Regions from separate parts of the Homo sapiens genome. Here region 2 is linked to region 1. The links are chromatin loops, found by intact Hi-C in ENCODE. Cell type or tissue: natural killer cell. All regions are shown on one strand. Each heading gives the region's core, and the rest is flanking DNA. Links, peaks and the distances in the headings are about the cores only.

The links. A loop is a pair of places that touch in the nucleus more often than their neighbours do. Peaks named below come from ENCODE experiments on the same cell type or tissue, not always from the same donor. Only the 100,000 strongest peaks of a DNase experiment are listed, where the experiment ranks them.
Region 2: a loop joins it to region 1, with 8 times the contacts of the local background. A loop is called at or near these places in 1 of 110 quality-filtered maps.

What each region holds. Positions count from the first base shown.
Region 1 is chr9:5,944,838-5,955,257 of GRCh38, reverse strand. BRD10 (bromodomain containing 10) reads left to right here. Exons shown (of 8, transcript NM_001017969.3): 4 at 1,163-1,242; 5 at 10,298-10,387. Among named protein-coding and RNA genes, the nearest start is that of MIR4665, 58 kb to the left of the region's middle. In natural killer cell, for the core only: no CTCF peak of the experiment used is centred there; a DNase peak (open chromatin) is centred at 5,977; H3K4me3 peaks cover 421 bases; H3K27ac peaks cover 1,028 bases.
Region 2 is chr9:6,065,133-6,075,552 of GRCh38, reverse strand. It overlaps LOC124902116 (a long non-coding RNA gene), which reads left to right and starts at 7,261. Exons shown (of 2, transcript XR_007061410.1): 1 at 7,261-7,399; 2 at 8,324-10,420. RefSeq lists enhancers at 6,294-6,353, 6,364-6,413. In natural killer cell, for the core only: no CTCF peak of the experiment used is centred there; a DNase peak (open chromatin) is centred at 6,462; H3K27ac peaks cover 1,518 bases.

The sequences.
Region 1 (10,420 bases), core at 3,074-8,073:
ATAATTTTTTACTTCCTTGTTGTCCCCGTAGCTTGTACAGTGTCCTGTATCTAGTATTTGTTGAGTAATTAGCAGTTTGTTAATTGATTTTGCTAATTACAAATTGGGGGAAAACTTTTAATGTGTTTCTAACTAAAAATAGAATTTTATTTTATTATTATTTTTTTTTGAGACAGAGTTTCACTATTGTTGCCCAGGCTGGAGAACAATGGTGCGATCTTGGCTCACTACAACCTCCACCTCCCAGGTTCACATGATTCTCCTGTCTCAGGCTCCCAGGTAGCTGAGATTACAGGCACGCACCACCACACCCGGCTAATTTTTGTATTTTTAGTAGAGACGGGGTTTCGCCCTGTTAACTAGGCTGGTCTCGAACTGACCTCTGGTGATCCGCCTGCCTTGGCCTCCCAAAGTGCTGGGATTACAGGTGTGAGCCACCGCGCCTGGTCTAAAAATAGAATTTTTATGCATGTATGTATTTTTTTGTCACGTTAAATACAAAAAGTAGATATATTTCAGTGTATACTGTGAATTGGCTCTAAGTATGAGGTTTATTTTTTTCCAGTGGTTTCTGATTCCACAAATAACTAGGTGCACTTTAAAGGGAGATGTTTATCTTCTTTTAAAACTTTGGGTATTGATACCGCCAAGGGCAGCCTATTAGGTGAGTGCAGAGCTAAAGGAGTAGAAAAACTTTGTTACCTAAGCTACTTAAGGGGATTTTCACATTAGGCTGGCTAGAGACCATAGTCTTCAGCTGTAGTTCTTATGCAAGTTCCTGACTGCGAAGTCAATGTTAAAGGTAAGGTTTTTTTCCCTATGTAGTCTCATCTTAAGTTGCAAATGTAGATTTTAATTAAGCAGTAGTAATGTGACTTTTTTGCCTAATCTTGCAGTAGATTCTACCGTATAACACATTGGAGATGGTAATCGTTCAGTTCATATAAACATAAAACAGCATTTGTTAATATGTCTGTTAACAGGTAGTTAATAGTTTAATGTTTGCTTTTACTGGGGCTTGTTTTGATTCATCATTTTTATTTGACTCACTAGCAGCCATCTGTTAGTTACAATTTAACTTTCAAGGATCTGCGTAATTTGTTTTTTGTTAATGAAGTGCTATAAACAGCATTATGAAGGTTTTCTCTTTTAATCTTGAAAGGAAAAAAATCCGTCTCTAAAAAAGCAATCACAAAGAAGAGGAAAACTGTCATAAAGTCACCTACTGTACCAGAGTTTCAGGTAAATGTTTCAACTTTGTCTCGAAATTTTTCAATTTTTTGTTTCAGTGTTCATATCATTCCTCGAGAGTTTGGCTGAATTCCAAGAAACTGTAGCACACTTACTTGTAATGAAATGTTTCTGACAGTGACTTTTCTCCCTGCAAGTGCAGATGTAACCAAGATTTAATCTGCTAGTATTTCGTAATTTTTACCTCTATTTTTGTCTTTTAATAATAAAAACCCTTTTTTATATCTTAATCTCTACTAGTACATTTCCTAGAAGCAGTTTAATAGAAATAATATATATATACTATATAGTATATGTGTGTGTGTGTGTATGTATATATATATAATACATAAAAGCAAATGTGTGAATGAAACTCTTCCAAGAACAAATCATAATTTGGAGATGGTAATAGTGCCTAGATAGTTCGTTTTCATTTATTTGGGCACTGTAGAAATAAATGGTAGATTTATTAACTTGGAAAACAAATCTTTCAACTCTTAGCTGTATATGATCTTCAGAGAGAATATTAAGTAAAGGTTAATTGAAATGGTCTTTAAACATTTCTGTGGAAAGAAAAAGTAATTATCTGTACTGCCATATGATTAAGTGAAGAGTTTTTTATTTGTAGCTAATACTAAGCAGAGAATCTCACCCTAATTAATGCTTTTATTTTCTATTTTATAAAAGATGTATTTTCTTCAATAAACACTTTCTTTAAAAACGTCTTTGTATTCATGTGTCTAGTCAATTTTCAAAAGTTTTATAAACTCATACCTAATGACCAAAAGATAAAAGTGGTGTTCAGATGAATTTGTGAGTCTCAAGTCAAGTAGAGATGAAAATAAAGGGACAATAGCTATGAAAATATTGATAATATATAATGTGAGTTTAATAGTTAGATATATCTAAAAATGTGGACACATTCATTTTCAGTAAAAATTCTATTTTGGAGAGTGTTTTTATGGAAGTTACTAACTGGTAAAAATTTAACATTTTTAAATCAACAGTTAAAGAAAATAGACATGTTTTTCTCTTAGTACTGTAGAATAGAATATTTTTAATGATATTCTTAGGATGAATTACAAACATTTCTACAAAATCCTTTTATATATTATATAACCTTGGTTGCAGAGTAGTTAATAAAAAAATAACAATTTTACTGTTTACTTAGAGGCCTTTATACCACTTCTTGTAACATATTTTAATGCTTTAGTATTACATCATCACGCGTCCACTGCTGTCACACCTGTGTTTACTATTTCTCCGACTTTTGTTTTTCTCAGTCCTCAAAGCATCAGCCCTGGGAATGTAGATGTTAGAGCAAATCTGGCCCATTGTTAATATTTCCTCTATACCCATCTTAGTGAATAGACTTTTCCATATATTAAGTAGCACAGGCTGCATAGCCAGTGTTTTTTAAAATTGCAGTGGTATTCATTAGTGAGGCATGAAATCATTTTAGCAGATTGCATGACCAGTGTTTCTTTTTTAAGCTAACAAAATTAAACTAGAAAAGAAATCAGCACAATTACATATAGTAAGTGTGCTACACATAGCAGTGTGAATATGTACACTCACATATATTGTTTCGTGAAACTTTGGTTTCAATTGTATGTGTGTACACAAGGATATGCATTGTAAAATGTGTTGCTGACCATGGGTCATGGTCAAAATATTTTGCCAGATTGAGCTGTTTAAAATGGTCTTGGCCGGGCCCAGTGGCTCACACCTGTAATCCCAGCACTTAGGGAGGCCGAGGCAGGCGGATCACCTGAGGTCAGGAGTTCGAGACCAGCCTGACCTATATGAAACCCCATCTCTACTAAAAATACAAAAAAAATTAGCCGGGTGTGGTGGCATGTGCCTGTAATCCCATCTACCCGGGAGGCTGAGAGAGGAGAATCACTTGAATCTGGGAGGCAGAGGTTGCAGTGAGCCAACATCACGCCATTGCACTCCAGGCTGGGCAATGAGGGAAACTCTGTCTCTAAATAAATAAATAAATAAATAAATAAATAAATAAATAAGTCTCTTCCTGGTTCTCAAGGTGTCCTAGAGGGAGAGAAAACAGAGAGGGAAGAAGAGAGAGAGAGAGGATAGAGAGGAGTAATAGTCTCATGAAAACAGTGGTTCTTATGCCTAGTTTACAATATGAATACCACGGCATTACTCATAAAGAAACTTGGCAACTGTCTCACAGGGAAATAGATCATTTGCTTCAAATACACACATTAATAAAATAGGAGATAGTGCTAGTCACTAGTAAACTTTGCTGTTAAATGCAAAACTTAGTTTTGTCTCTCAAAATAATTTTATGTAGTGTGTTACTTTATTTGAGTCTTCCACATGTAAGAAGACTATTATATAATAAAGTGAATTCATTCCCTGCCCAAAAGTTCTAGCGATATGGTATTTAGCACCTCAGATTCTGTAAATTATTTGTTTTGTTCAAGGTGTTTTAAATATCACATTTCTAGCATTAAACATAAAAATATAGAAATATTTAGTCAGAAGATCTTCATATTATTCATTCTGAAATATCTTGCTTCTGAAAATAATGAACCTGTTTTTGGATAGATAATAGATCCCTTTTGTAAAACCTGACCAGTTTGCCAAAGGACCAGTCTTCTTTAAATTGACAGAAAGCATGCTTAGATAGAGATAAATGAAAGGGTTAAATTGTGAAGTTTTTTTTTTTTAAGTCCTAATGAGTTTTTAAAAATGTTTTGACCTCAGCTGCTTTTTAGTTTGACAATGTTTTTGTTGACTTTTTTTAAAGCTAGAACTTGAACTTGCCCCCCTATTTGCTTCAGAAAGAATCCATGTTTATATACACACCTAATATCTGCACCCAGGTTTAGAAAATAATCATCCTACTCCTATTTAGAGTATACACTGTGAGCATTCAAATGGTGGATTGGATTTGTATGTGTGGCAGGGTGGGGTGGGGGTGTGTGTGTGTGTGTGTGTGTGTGTGTGTGTGTGTGTGTGTACAGTCAGCCCTCTGTATCTGTAGGTTCTGCATCTGTGCATTCAACCTTGGATTGAAAATATTTTCTTAAATGTGTCCGTACTAAACATGTACTGATTTTTTTTCTTGTCATTATTCCCTAAACAATATGATATAACAACAATTTATATCACAACTATATTGTATTAGGTATTATAAGTAATGTAGAGATGACCTAAAGTATATGGGAGGATGTGTTATATGCAGATACTATACCACTTTATATCAAGGTCTTAAGCATCCTTGGATTTTGGTATCCGCAGGGTTCAGAGGTGAGTCCTGGAACCAGTACCCCACGGATACCGAGGGACGACTGTATATTGTAAAGGGTCTAACCAAATGTGTGCCACTTTTTCCTAAGAGTTATGTCAGTGGTTCTCAAACTTTAGATAGTATAAAAATAATGTGATACCTTTATTTAAAATGAAGATTGTTGGTTTCATCCTCCAAAAGACCTTGATTCAGTGGGTACCAGTAATCTGCATAGTGGTTAAACACAAGGGTTCTGCAACCAGGCTACCTACTTGGGTTTGAATGCCAGCTCTACCACTGATTAACTCTGTGGGGTAAGGTATTTAACTTCTCCATGATTCCAGTTTCTCATTTGTACAGTGGGGTAATAATAGTACCTTCCTTGTAGAGTTGTGAGGATTGAATGATACAGCTTACTGTTTTAGCCATTTTTATTGTTTTCAAATAAGCAGGTCAGTCGCTTCTGGTGAAAAACACTGAATTATGAATAGGAAAATCAATTAAAAATGGCATAAAAACATCTATTATTGACCCTTAGCACTCTTTCCATTTACTTAAAACCTTGAAATAAATCTTGGATTTGGTCTTAATGAAAGTGGCACATGATTAAGCCTACAAGAATTTGAAAAGTGGAAAACCAAGTAATAGTATTTGCATCATTATGTTTGATGAGAGTGAAAACTTACGTTTATCCCTGTTGTATTGTTATGATGCATTATATATTTGTCATGTAGGGGAAATTGTTGGATTTTTTAGTGATAATTATAGAATATTGGTGATTTAAGCTTTTATATCAACTTTAACATTTACTTACGACTTTGTTAAATTGGTAAAATTCTTTTTCCTTTATCTGTTTTGTAATCAAAGAAAGACTATTAGACTGAAAAGTGAATATCAGTTTTCCTAATAGTTACTTTTTCCTAAAAAGTCTTTTCATTTAACATTTAAGAGAGAAATCTAATGTTATATGACTTATCTTTTGTACATAATTATGACAGAAAGTTACAGGAAGTATTTTTAAAAACTAATGTGTTGAGTCTCAATAACATAAGTTTTAAAAATAATTTAACAGCCTTAGTTACCCTAAGTCTGCTTTTCAACAATAACCAAAAAAAAATCTTCCATGCAGTGTGCCCTTGCTCCCATTTCATATGCATGATTGATTTTAAAGGCTGCTTTGCAGAAGAACTCCAGAATCCAGCTGCTAAGACTTATATTACATTGTTTTCAAACATAAGAAAAAACTCACTGATCCTTAACATACCTCTGAAAAAACTATACTTCTCCATCTAACCAATGGAGAAACTAAGGGATAAGAAATAAAGTACTGCAACATAACAAATTGAAACCAAAATTAAAATTAGGGTTTTGTTGTTGTTGTTGTTGTTGTTGTTTGTTTGTTTGTTTTGAGACGGAGTCTCGCTCTGCCGCCAGACTGGAGTGCAGTGGCACAATCCTGGCTTACTGCAATCTCTGACTTCCTGGTTCAAGCGATTCTCTGTGGTTTCCTCTATCAGTGTGTCATCTTAGGTCATTTTACCTCTGTTAGTTTAATCAGCTTTTTAACTGCTTACTGTATTAAGATGTTTTGATTATATCATTATTTTGAATTGCTCCCTCTTAAAATGAATATTTTTAACCTCCGCTTTTTGTTTCACTTTTAACAGCAGGAGTTCTTCCCCCTTAAAATTAATATAGTTCTCCCTTAAAAATATATATAGTTCATTGAGAGAAACATCTGTGTTTAATCACATGGTTGTTTATCAGACTAATTTGGCTTTCATGTCACAAGTGATATCCTTATTTGCAAGTTTTTAAGTAGTCCTTGTTGCTGGTATGGTGATGATAAGAAATAAAAAGAAATTTTCCCATCTGCATAGTTTTAGCAGATGCCATTATAATTTTAGTTTAAATACAATATAAATTTTGAATTTATACCATGCATTTAGTATTTCACTTATTATTTTTATAATAAATTACAGGATCTTTTTATTAGAACGGGAGTGAATGTGTGATCCCTTTTGTCTGGACCTATTCATTTTTACTTTTCTACATTGTTTTCCTTTTGCTTTGCTTTTTAATATAATCTACCATATTGTTTGTATTTTTTAATGTTACCTTATGTCCTTTTTTGGAGCAAGTAAATATCTTTTAGACCTATTGAATTTCTATCCAAAGGACATAATTTCTAGTTTGAAGTATCAGTAAAGTAAGGAATGATTTATTATGTAGTTCTGAGATACGGTCATGGAGTTTTTTTTTTTATCTCTACAGGGCCTCCCCACTCCCACCACATACATACATTGCTGCTTGTTGAGTTGAAGAGAGGACCTTTTAATATTACCATTTAATAAAAATGAAAGCTTAGATATAAACTGAATCCTAAAACTATAATACAAGTTCAGTTGTTAGATTTCTTTATTTTTGTGTTGTTATAAAGACCCTTTTAAAAAGAATATAATATAGTAGGAGAAGTCCTGGGTTCTGTGGTTTCCTCTAGCAGTGTGTCATCTTAGGTCACTTTACCTCTGTTAGTTTAATTACCTTTTATATGAATTGGAGATAGGTCTCTTTAGCCTAGGCTAAGGCTTGGACAAATTACACATTTTTAGTCCCTTTCAGCTCTGAGATCTGTGATTTTGTAGCTCTGCCATGGATTATATTAAATGAAAGGTTAACTTGAGGGAGTGTGACAGCCTTGGAGAGGTTCTTGCTGGGAGATAAAACTCTTCTTGTAACCTCTGTGGCTTGACTGAAAACCTCCTCTCATAAGTGTTAGCAATGTGACCTGACTGTAATCTGAGCTGCTATGGAGTTTCGTGTTCACCCCTGCAGGCCCTGTGCCTCAGATACGTTTTTCAAATGCAAGATAATGAGAAGGAGGTTTTAATAAGGTGTTTTGCTTTTTTAAAAAAAAATCTTTGTTCTCCTTTTTTAAGTTGAACTTTATTTATTGGGTTGATTCTGTTTTTAAAAACATCATATGAAGTTGAGTTGAATGTAATGGCCACATATATGCCTTATTTTGGAGGCAGAAGAGAGGTAGTAGAGTTGTATATGACATCGAGTTGGCATAAGTCAAACTAATTGTGTTCCTATTCAGTTTTATAAAAGGTTAATTTGACTCTATATATTGGGTATATATATTAGGTATACATTAAATATACATATAGAGGGAATATATATTAGTTTTAATATATAAAGTATAAATTGTTATGTAGCTATTAACGTCATTTTAATATAACCTCAGAATAAATATTATAGCTAAAAATATTTTAAGAAACAATTGTCTTATCGTACATTTAATTCAATATGCCATTCCCTATTTGGAAATTAATCTTGTATTTTCATACTCATTAGCTCCATGGTACCAGAATGTTCCAGTAGCCATGTTGATTTATAATTCATAGTCATTTAGTACCTTACTACTCAAAAATGTTATTTGCAGGCAATACCTGGAAACTTGTTAGAAATGCAGAATCCAAGGTCTCACCTCAGACCTACTAAACAAAAAACTGTTTTATTAAGATCCCCATGCAATTCTTATGCACATTAAAGTTTGAAAAGTACTAATTTAGTACAGTTTACTAACTAGATACAGCCACTTGAAAGTGTTATTTTATGTAGCTCTTAAGCTGTGTGATTTCATTCGTGGTTTGGCTTCAGAACTGTGTTATCTCTTGCTTTAAATGGAACATAAATATCTGTTGACTTCATAACTAATTGATAATTAAGAGATCTCAAAATGTTTTAGGGCATGTTTAGTTGTAGAGGTATATGTCTTCATTGTTCCTGTAAGTTTCTATGAAGAGATAACTGTGTTATCTCTTCCTTTAAATGGAACATAAATATCTGTTGACTTCATAACTAATTGGTAATTAAAAGATCTCAAAATGTTTTAGGGCATGTTTAGTTGTAGGAGTATATGTTTTCATTTAGTTCTAGGGGTATATGTCTTCATGGTTCCTGTAAATTTCTACAAACTGCATGCAAAATATACCCTATTCCTTGTGTAGTGAGACAACTGAGATGCAAGTAAAAATTCCTCTGTGGTTTGCCATATGTGCAAATAAGAAATCTATGATTTGATATTAACAAGTACACCAAGTTCGGTGAAAGAGGTATAGCCATCCACCTGCAAGCTCTGGGGCAAATTTGACACCGTCATCATAATAGTAGATTATACTATGAAAAGTTTAGTCCTCACTGAATACTTAATAAAAATCCACGGTAGGGACAACATTGTTCCAAGTCTTCATAGTTACAATAGAAGTTGAAGACGCTCTCTAGTTCTAGACCCACTTACCTGGTTGGCCAGTCCACTGCTTGACCATCAGCATTTCTTTCATAAGTAAATTTGGCAAATTGGAATGTGTAGTTTCTAATAAATACCAGCTACACTGTCCCACTACATCATTGTATTATTTCTACTCTCAAATTGTTTAATCTGGGTTATTTAAATACATATTTTCCCTACTTGGTCAATTCTATGAATTTGAAATTATATAGATATTCCTAATATGTAATTGTTAATAAAAATTATCTGTGATCATTTTTTCTTAATCTCTTAGGTTGAACTGTCTTGCCATTTTTGTGGATAAAAAGCATATCAGCAATTTCATATGGTTTAACCTAATAGAAGAAATTTAAGGGGCTCTGTCTTATTTTTGTCACTCAGTAGCCACAAGGAATTATCTTGTTGTGACCCACTTTTGCTTTTATTGTTTTTGTTTGCTCTTCTAACAGAAGAAAGTGCCCTTTAGGAAAACAGTCCCCTGACACTGAAATTAATGAATGTATCGAACTTGGGGCTGATAAAAGCTAATGGTGAATTAGTAATTTATAAGTACAGTTTTTTTTTAATTATCACATGGTATAAACATTACAATAAGACTTTTCATTAATCTGAGATTTTTCCTCTCTATTCGGTTGTAGTTTTGTTTCAGAAATCTAGTTCTTTTTCGCAGTAATTTTTTTTAAATAGCTTAAATTATTTTAGGAAAAAAGTATATTGAATGAATTGGAGAAATTCAGTATAATTTTACAAAAACTAAGATGTAGTTACTAATATTTTTGTTACTGTTGTTGACAGTTCACTAAAACTTTAGTAATTAAACCAAGCTAGTTTAGTTGTTAGTAATTAATAATTATTTTGGCCATTTGCCAATGTTACCAGGTGAAATGAAATGAGCCACACAATTATGAAAGGAAATAGATGCTATCTGTGGAGATGGTTTTATTAAAGACTACTAAACTGATATTAAGAATGTGTACTTCATTTTGTTTAGGTCTTTGAATGTGTTACATATAGTTGCAGTCCTTTTAGCAACCCCAACAGCAATAACTAAGGTTTGTTAAATTGTATAGTTAGCAAACCAAGGCAAAGGTATAACAGTTCTCCAAGAGTGTGTTTATTCACCTACTGGGAGACTGCCTGATGAAGCATTTCTTAAAGGTGATTTGACAACCTGTGAAATCTAGGGTGAGTTTCCAGATCTTTGTCATTCTGGGCTGAAAGTTAATGATGTTAAGAAAGTACCCGAATTATAAAGCAAACTGAAAGGTGGGGATGTGGGATGAAACCACCAATGTTGAAATTTCAGCTTCTTTTATACTAAGCCTGAAGTTCATACATCATAGCAAGTAAATATATTTTAAAATATAAACTGCAGAGCTTTTCTTGCTTTTTACTATTACAGAGAAAAATAATTGTGAATTCAGTGTGTGTTAAAACAACTTCTGTTACCACATTTTGGGTGTTTTATATTATGTGTTATCAAGCTGTGTTTTTGTGTTTTATTTTAGCTTATTTGCACTAATCTTGATGAACTCAGGGAATTAATCACAAAAATCGAGAATGAACTCAAAGATCTGGAAAACAGTAGAAAAAAATCGGTAGGTGTTGATCCAAAAGTTCTATCTATTATT
Region 2 (10,420 bases), core at 3,480-8,479, 120 kb before region 1:
GAGGTGTTTGGTGGCTTGATGGAATTATTCAGGCTGATCAAGAGTAAGGAGAAGAAAAGTAAAAGAATGGAGGCAGGAAAGTGTATGTAAAGAGGTTGTGCCTAATAAGCCTGTTAGCTGAAAGGGAAGCAAAGAGAGCCTGGAGGAGGGAGGTAGAGAGGAAAGGAAAGTATAACCAGGAAGTCAATTAGATTAGAGTAGCATGGTAGACTGGAAAAAATAATGAATTTTCTTATTTCAGTCTGCTTCATTCTGAAATTTCTTTTAGGAACATTCTGAACTCTGAAACACAGGAACAGGAACAGAGGAAGAGAATAGCACTACAATCCAGGATTGGACCTTAGAAAAAAATGAGTGAATCCCTATACTGACACAACTCCATTCCAGGTGCAGTTCTCTGGGGCTGCACCACTTTGTACTGAAACAAGAAGCAGCTAGCCAAACCTAACAGCCATAATACTCACTTACAAAATGACAAGGTTTATAAATAACCATAGCTGCTCCTTGTATGATGACAGAAGCCCCAAGTTTTGGGGAATGCCACCAGGTGGTAAACCTCTGAAATGCAAAGTGGAGTGGCCAGGTATCCCACATAATGCCCCCAAATCTGAGTTCTTGAGTACATGGCATTTCTCCACTAACTCAGGGTTCTGGCACCTAATTGGAGTGGAAACGAAGTTCCCAGATTCAAACTGGGACTTGCATTTTGCCATGATTTCTGCTAGGCCCATTTGTGCAAGGAAGACCCTATTGTCACAGTTCCTAAATTTATTTTTTAACTAATGTCTTTAAATTATTGTTAAAAGATATTTTTTAAAGGCAGAATAATGACTCATACAAATATAAAATAAACGTTGTCAAAATTTTACTTACTTTCTTATTTTTTTTTTGAGACAAGATCTGACTCTGTTGCTGAGCCTGGAGTGCAGTGGCATAATCAAGGCTCACTGCAGCCGCGACCTCCTGTGCTCAAGCAATCCTCCTGCCTCAGCCTTCCAAGTAGCTAGGACTACAGGTAGGTGCTGCTGCACCCAGCCAAATTTTTTTTTTGTAGGGACAGGGTCTTGCTGTGTTGCCCAGGCTGGTCTTGAACTCCTAGCCTCAAGTGATCCTGGCCTCCCAAAGTGCTGGGATTAGAGGTATGAGCCACTGTGCCCAGCCTTATTTTACTCTTATCCAAGGGACCAGTAAGTCATGACAACCAGTTCAAAGGAGAATTCTAAGAGCCATACACACACACATATATACAGACACTTAAGAATACTGAAATGAATTAACAAATAAAGTAAAACTGGCTTATTCCACATGGGACAGGGGTAGGGAAAACAATTGTCACTCCACTAGACAGAACTCGTTTGCACAACAGGAACAAGAATAATTTGCATCGCTAGTCATTGTCTAAATTTACAGTTATAAAATGGCTCAAAGATAATAAAAAGGCACAAACCTCATAGAATCAGATAACCTGGAGGTTATGTGCTAAATGAGGCCTAATTTTCCACTGAAGACACTCAGACATTGGAGTCTTTCCCAAATTTTCCCTACATGACCCACCTTTATATGATATCCTACTTTTCCTGCCTTATATTTTTAAAGCTGTCTTTGTTCTCATTGCCCAGATTACATATTTCTGAAATTTGATGCTTTCTGGAAACAATCTATCCTGGTTAGTCAGATTCTCTATAGAACTGCAGTTCTGTTGATTTTTATTTACTAATTCTTCCCATGTTACCTACAATGCCATTTGTTTTCTGGTTGTGAAACAGGAAAGTTTCCCTTGTCCCCCTCGCAGGGCATGCAATGGGGGTGCGGCTTACTTCTTCAGCGCCCCATTGCTCAAACCTCTAGGGGAGCACACAGACTGGCAGGCTGTGGGGCTCTGACCCCATGGCAGTGTCTAGGGGTGAATGTTTACAGCTGAAGCCCCAGTGGGCGTGTGTTACAGGGCGCTCTCTTAGTTTGCTGTCTATAGGCGGATTGTGTTAACCTTCTCAATTACACCCCTTTCCTTATCACAAGGACAGAGGGATTTCTGTATCACTGGGGTTTTTGCCTTGGTGTACCGGAAGAATCAGATCACATGTGGGCTTGGAGAATGAGTGCAAGGTTTTATTGAGTGAAAGTAGCTCTCAGCAGATCGGGGAGTCAGAAGGGAGACGGTTTTTCCCTGGAGTCCTGCCGCTGGACCCTTTTCCAACCGCTCTGGCCAAACTTCGTCTTCTGCTGGTTGATGGCCTGCTGGTGCCTGTCAGCATGCTCTTCTGCGGCGTGCTCTCCATGACCAGCTATTTGTGTCTTCTTCTGTCCAGCCACTTGTGTGTGTGTGCCTGCTAGGGTCTCAAGTTTTTATAGGCACAGAATGGGGCATGGCAGGCCAGGGTGGTCTTGGGAAATGCAACATTTAGGCTCCAAGGCAGGAGTGCCTGTCCTTCGCTAGGTCCTTGGGGGTGGATCCCTAGCCAGGGACCACGCCCTACTCTACCCAGCACTTCCCTTCCCCGCTTCCGCTTCCGTGTCATTTAAAGGGACGATGCTCTTCGCTTCTCAGCACTCCCATATCAGTTGTAATATGACAGGTGACAATGTTACAAGGCTGTGTAGCAAAATGTTTTCTGGAAGCTAGCACTGTCAAGGAGGAAACTATAGGAGGAAAGGTAGTTGTGGTAATAGAACAAATCTACTAGAAATAACTAACCATGTGGTCTAGGAGGAAAGGAAGGGGCAAAGGTCTGGGTGGAGTGAATGGGGTTTAGAGACAGTATATTAATATAAGAGTTAGCTACTTAGGAGTAAATAAGGAGGTCTGGTTGAGAGAAGAATAATGCACAAGCATTGTGACAGGGACAGTACAGCCCACTATGTAAAGGTCAAGGACACAGAATGCTATGGAGAAGTTGCAGAGAGATGGCCTTAGTTACAGAATTATGTAATATTTCCCCTGTCCACAGGCCAAATAAAACACAGAAGGTATACCCTTTGGCACCCTAGGCTTCTAGGTAAATAATATTTTTTCATAATGCATTGGATACCTACAAAGCTTTAGGAATTCAGAATAAATAAGGCTGAAATATCAAATTATATCAAATTATAATACTGTTTCTCAGCATGCATTCAACTTTCAGTTACAGTAGCTGCTTTGGAATAGATTTCCTCTTTTTTCTTTCTTTGCTATTTCAGATTTTGAATGTTTGAGCAGCAATCAAACCTAGAAAGCAACTCTCATGAACATTGTAGGCAGAACAAAGGCCTGAGGAACCACCTTAATCCTAGCTCCAGTTTGTGGGGGATCACCTTAAAGGTTCTTGCAATTTCGGCCAGGCATGGTGGCTCACGCCTGTAATCCCAGCACTTTGGGAGGCTGAGGTGAGTGGATCACCTGAGGTCAGGAGTTCAAGGCCAGCCTGACCAATATGGTGAAACCCCATCTCTACTACAAATACAAAAATTAGCCAGACGTGGTGGTGCACACCTGTAATTCTAGTTACTCAGGAGGCTGAGGCAGGAGAATTCCTTGAATTTGGGAGGCAGAAGTTGCAGTGAGCCGAGATTGTGCCATTGCACTGCAGCCTGGGTGACAAGAGCAAAACTCTGTCTCAAAAAAAAGAAAAGAAAAGAAAACTAGAGCTTTTCTCCAAATTATTACATTAATATAACTTTAGAATAGAAAACTGGAAAATACAGAAAAGTAGGAAGAAGAAAAAACTCACCCGAAGTCCTACCAATGACAACGTCTATTAATCTGATTGCATTTATTTCCTATTTCTTTAAATAAGATTAAAAATGGTTCTGACCCTACAGTATATATTTTACATCCTGCTTTTTTCAATAACATAAGATATTATATTAAAATTTACTAAAACTGGGTATTTACATGAATGAAAATTAATCTTGACCCACAACACACACCATTCACAAAAATTAATTCAAGGTAGCTCATAGCCCTAATACAAAAGCTAAGACTATGAAGTTAATCTATAGAAGCTAAACACTAAAGCTACAACTATAAACAAGAAAAGAGAGGAGAATATCTTTGCAATCTAGGCAAAGCTTTTTTAGAACAAAAAATGCTCTAACCAGAAAAGACAAAAAAAGATAGATTAGGTTCATCAAAATTACTTTTACTTTTTGCTCATCAGAAGATGCTATTAAACTGAAAAAATGCAACAGATTGGGGAAAATATTTGCAATTTATATATCTGACAAAGGATTTGTATCCAGAACGTATAAAGAATCCCTATAAAATTCAATACTAAAAGGACAAACAATCCAAGTTCATTGCCTAAATTCACATCAAGTAGGTGGTCAAGTGGTTGCAGGTATCTCTCAAAAGAGAGCTGGAAGGATTAGTTTGAAGCAGAAGCATCCTTGACAGAGAGGATTAGCTACAATCAGGGAAGGAAACAGGAGTGAGGGAGAGTCTCAAGACATAGTAAGCAACTAAAAAATCCAATAAATATAACTAAGAGTTGAATATACTTTACTTTGGCTAAGTGGTCTGTATCAGTCAGCTTTTGCCGCATAACAAACAACCACAAAATCTCAGTGGCATACAATGTCCATCTATTTCTCACATGTCTGAAGTTGGATGAAACAACTCTACTTCAGGACTTGGTAGCTGGGGTGGTCCTACTTCTTTGGATCATACTTCTTCAGATACACACTTCTTGAATCAGCCAAGGTGGCTGTGCCCCAGATGCTTCATTCTAGGGCTCAGAATGAAGACAGAGCAGCTTCCCTGGAGACATTCTGCTCATGGTGATATAAGAGGCACAAGAGAGCAAGCTTCACTACACAAACATATTTCAAGTTTTTCTTTGACACAGAAAGTTACATTGCTTGAGTCCGAAGTCAGTGTGAGAACTACCCATCTTTAGAGTGGTAGTTCCCAGCTAGAGGAGATTCTGTCCCCCACGGGAGGATATTGGCAATGTCTAGAGGCATTTTTGGTTGTCACAATCGCAGGTGGTGAGTAATATACTGATATCCATTAGGCAGAAGCCATGGATGCAGTTAAACATCCTACAATGCCCAGTACAGCTCTCCACATTAAAGAATTATCCAGCCCCAATGTCAATAGTGCTGAGACTAAGAAACCCTGCTTTAGAGGGAGAAACTGAAAAGTTAGGTGGCAAATGGCATGGATACAGGAAAAGATGAAGAATTTAGGCCTTTAATTCAGTCTACTGCAGATCTTAAATATGGATTCTTCTGTTAGAATTCTTCATTGAAATCTTGTAAATAATTAGCACTTAAAGATGATGATAATATGGAACTTTTAACCTAATCTTAACAGAAGTAAAACTAAAAGTATATTAACCTGGCCCTCTCAAAGCCCATCAGAACTTTGATTTTCTGATATTTTTCTCCATGCCTGAGCTCCCACATATCATGCACAAAGAGGAAGACTGTAGGTCCTGGGCACATCCAAGTGCAACAGTTGTTTGCGCTTGTATAATTGCAGCAGCAAAAGCATGTGTCATTGGAGAATGTTCACATTATCACTTCTAAAGCAGTTCCAAAAAAAGAAAACGTCAGAAAATATTCTCAATAAGTCAATCCCCATAACATTGCCCAATCTCAAAATCAATCGCTGTTAAGTAATAAGAGAGCAGACAGTCATGAGTCTCCCTGTGGACTGGGTGTCAGGCTAGAAGTGGTCGTTGTTCGCTATTTTGAAGGTTAAGAACAGTTCAGGGCCGGGCATGGTTGCTCATACCTATGATCCTAGCACTTTGGGAGGCTGAGGCAGGTGGATCACTTGAGCTCAGGAGTTCGAGAGCAGCCTGGGCAGCATGGTGAAACCCCATCCCTACAAAAAAAACACAAAATTTAGCTGGGTGTGGTGGCACGGGCCTGTAATCCCAGTTACTCGGGAGGCTGAGGCAGGAGAACGGCTTCAGCCCAGGAGGTGGAAGTTGCAGTGAGCCGTGATTGTGCCACTGCACTCCAGCCTGGGCAACAGAGACTCTGTCTCCAAAACAACAACAGCAAAAAAAAACAGTTCAGGGAAACACCCATGTAGGGAAAGGGCGGTCAAGTCCTTGATATGTGGTTTTGGCCATAAATGGTATTTCTAGTGGCTAAGATTTTATATGAGCCTGGACAACATAACAAGACCCCCCCAACTCTACAAAAATAAAAATTAAAAAATTAGCGCACACATGTAGTCCTAGCTCTTGGGAGGCTGAGGTGGGAGGATCACTTGAGCCCAGCAGGCTGAGGCTGCATTATTATGCTATGATCACATCACTGCACTCCAACCTGGGTAACAGAGCAAGAACTTGTCTCAAAAAAAAAAAAAAAAAAAAAAAAAGGACCATTTTGATGCCTTGCCTTTGAAGATTACCTTAGCAATTTCATCTCCCTGAAAAACAAAAACAGATCAGAAACAAAAAGGAAAAGGAACAAAGCTATCTCATAATATTACAAACCATTGTTGTGAAGCCACAGCATGTTCTGCTGACACCCATGTCATTCAGTTAGCACCACTTCCTTATAGGAAAGAGAAAGTGAATGTAAGACATGTGGTGCAAGGTTAAGGCTATAGATTTAAAGCAGAAGTCAGGATATTAATGAGTGAAAAATTCAGAATATACTAATACATGTAAGGTGGGATTTGGCTGATATGGGCCTTTACTGACTGTATTTGCCTTTCAGGAGTATATTGTTAGCCTGCAAACAACAGAATCCTTTCTAGCTAGTCTAAGAAAAAAATAAGGTGGAGAGATTCATTAAACAATAACTGATAGCTCACAGATTCTCTGGGAGGATCAGAGGCCAGACTCTGAGGCCACATAGCCAAACCCAGTGCCCAGACCACACTTTGGGTAAGGCGGGGGTGCGGGTGCTTTTGGGGGAATGTCACTGTCATTGTCATTAAACATCTATAATGCTCAGGATAAAGTACCAGAAGATCACTCCCGCTGTCTGTGACTATCTCGTCACACTGCCCTTGAAGAAATCCTGGTCTCATGTGGATACATATGATTCATAGAAAATAGGTCACATGATTGCACTATAACTACACAGGAATCTGAGCATGTGTAAGTTTTCTGGCTTCTACATTGAGAAGGTAGTACACACAATGTAGAAAATACAAAAATGAAGGCGAATCTTTGATGTTGTGTGGCCACTGAAGGAGAATATCCACTATAGGAAGAAAGAAGGAAAGTAAATAGTAACCAGGGTTCCGTACCCTGAACTGGCAGACATGGTTAAGCCTTCAGCTTAGTAGGACTGCAACACAGGCTGCTGCAGATCTGGAAGATGAGATGCTGCAGGATTCTTGTTGACCTCACTAAACTTCTTGACTCTCCGTTTCCTTGTCAAGACAGCTGGGCACTCTTCAGGATCTGTGGATACTTCAGGGGTTCACAATCGCAGTCTAGTCTTTAAGAAGGTAATAGTTTCTTTGAAATTATTTATTTTGTTTCTGTAAAATGACTGTCCTAATGTTTGAAATTTATGTTTTTAGCTAAAAGCTTTGGTCTCCTGATAAAATTACGTCCCAAAAAGGGTAAATACTCTGTGGCTGTCATTTATACCCAAATGTAGATGACTTAAAGATCCTTTCCTGCAAGCTTGCCCCTTTCCTTTAAGTTGGATGTTCTGTTACTTGCAACTGAAAGCATTAAAACTGATTGAGTACCACTTTCAAGCCATCAGTAACTCAAAAATACATCATCTTAAAATAAGAACAAGTGGTTCTTATTTTAAGACTGGGGGCTGTGCCGTGCCATCCTGTTCAACTACCAGGAACAGGTTCCCCAACCTGCTGTAAGACCTCAGCTGTCATCCCTCTTTGGGAAGTTCTTTGACTATGAAGATCTGCCTCAACCAAAGTCACACTCCCTTCCCTGGATGCAGCCCACACAGAATGGCTGGTCAGCATGAGCACATAAAGGCTGGGCTACCTATCCCCTACTCAGGATAACCCTCAATGACCATGCCAGCATGAGAGCTTCTCATGTAGTCAGCTGGGGCTTTTGTTGTGATTACATCACAGCTCATCTTCCCCATCTGTCCAATCCTGCCTCCTTCCCTTCCACAATTGTGGATTCCAAGGGCACCCCCTAATATACTTCCTCATGCCAATCTTCACTGCAGTCTGCGTCCTGGTAAACTTTACCTATGGTAAGTGGTATTTATTAGTTAGGATTAAGTTCAGATGCAGGTGATCAACAACCAACACAATAATGGTTCAGGTAGCACAGACATTTATTCCCCCCAAATCAAAGTCCATATCAGAGATCTAGAGGTAGTATGGTGCATCATGGTTTGGTGCAGAGATCAAGTTCTCTCTATCTTCTTGCTCCTTTTGTAGACATTTGACTTCATGGTCCAAGATGGACCACGTTCAGTATCCACATTCTGAACAACAAGATGGAGGAAGAAACAAGAAGAAGCAAAGAGCGCACTTGTGCTGTTTCTAAAAGACTCTCCCATGAGTTGAAGGGCCAAGAGAAAAACTTGCGTTTCTGTTAAAACTTCAGCAGGCATTTATTATGTCTTCAATTGTTTTCGTTTTCTTTGCCTTATGATAATCAGGCCATACTTGGACCTGCTTTGACATCCTCATTGAACTTATGCTTACTAGAGTGGCTCCCCTCAGTTCCCACTCATTCTGCCTGAGCCAAATTCCTGTTTCCTATACCTGCCCACCATTTGCTTGGCCCCAGGGTTATGCCTAGCACTTAAATTCACCACAAACATCCCTTGATACCGTACATCAGAAACAAAATGTGACCTACAGCAAACCTAATGATTATAAATTGCTCTTTTCCGATCCTCCCATTTTATTGCTTCCCACTCCCCAAAAAAAGGACTTTAACCAAGTTGCCAATTCATCAGCAATTTATTTTTTTCCATAAAGTCACCAAGCTGCCAAAACATTCAGTTTGGCCATTTAAAATCATTTGAAATAATGGCTTTACATTTTTGGAATTTATTTGTTTATATATTTATATTTCATTGGTGCAAAAGTGCTTTCAAAGCAGGGATTGCTCTCACTGGTTGAGGACATATCTTGACTCCCTAACGTTTTCACTGGAAGTTGACAGAGATGATATTTAAAATGTATAACAAGTGAGAGCATAGGCACAGACCAGTCAGGATGGATGCCAATCACAGGTAAACCATGGGGCTATTCCAGTATACATTAGCAGCATCTTGGTCCTGGCAGTGACCATCTGTAAAATAAGAACAATAAAGTCCTACCTTCAGAGAATTTATTGTGAGCATTAGAGAAGATAATTCATGTGAAGGATCTGGCATAATATCTGACACATTGCAAAAAGTCCAAGCTACCTTTATTTTCTTAGTTAGCAGATATGCTTATTTTCTTGAGCTCTTTGGCAAAATTTTTGTAAACTTTATCGAGCAGAATGTCCAATGTTACTTTTCATAATTCCCTTTTGAGTTCAGTTCCTGGTCATCTGATAAACAAAGATAAGTTTTAGTTGCTCTGGATGTTTGGTAAGCTAAATTTAAGGTTTGGTTATGAAGACTATGCTAGCCTTCTTTGGATATAATTGTTGCCTCTTTCCCTAAGATATTTAAGTTTTTATTCTGATAGCATAGTGGTTAAAAACACAGGCTATGAAAGCTAAGTAGGTTTGTAGCCCATCTCTCCCAGTTCCTAGCTATGAAAACTTGGGCCAGTTGCTCCACCCTTCTAAGCCTCATTTCTCTCATTTGTCCAATAGGTATAATACAATGCTGCTACCTTGTAGATTCAACAATATACTTTAGAACATCTAAAACATCTTTCTACCTAGCAGAAAGAAAAACCACTCAGTCAGCATTAGCTATTCTTATTTTGTTGTTAACTATCTGTATCTCTTTTCTGAAGTAAAGGCAGTATCAGTCATAAACTTAAACTATGAAGAGGCCATTAAAGGAGTTTTCATTAATCTTTTCATTATACAGGGTTCTGATTTTTTAAAGGTCTTTAGTTTCTATACATAAAATACTTGTATTTATTTACAGCAGTTGTATAAACAAGGATTCAAAAATACTTATACTACACTCAGATGTGTAGAGAACATGTACAGTAATATCTTTTTCGGTGAATAATGAATCAGATTCCCTTCATGTGCTCCCACTTGTCAGGTATTGTGGGGAAGAGGAACCACTAACTGTTATGCCACTCCAATAAACTTAATCTACTGAAATAATTTAAATAACCCTTTAGATAAGCACTAAATCTCTTTTAGTAGTTTAGTCTCTCAAATTTTCACCACCTTCTTCCAGAGCCTCTCTTTTTTGTCATCTGGGTTCATAGAACAAGGGCAATAGCTGAGTGTTCAATGACAGCAGAGGTGACATGAAGTCCTCAAATCCTTGTGATGGCATCTGGGCCACTGCTTGTCTTTGCCATTGAGTGGCTATTCCCCAGTGCTCCCTGGTGAGTGCTCAAGGG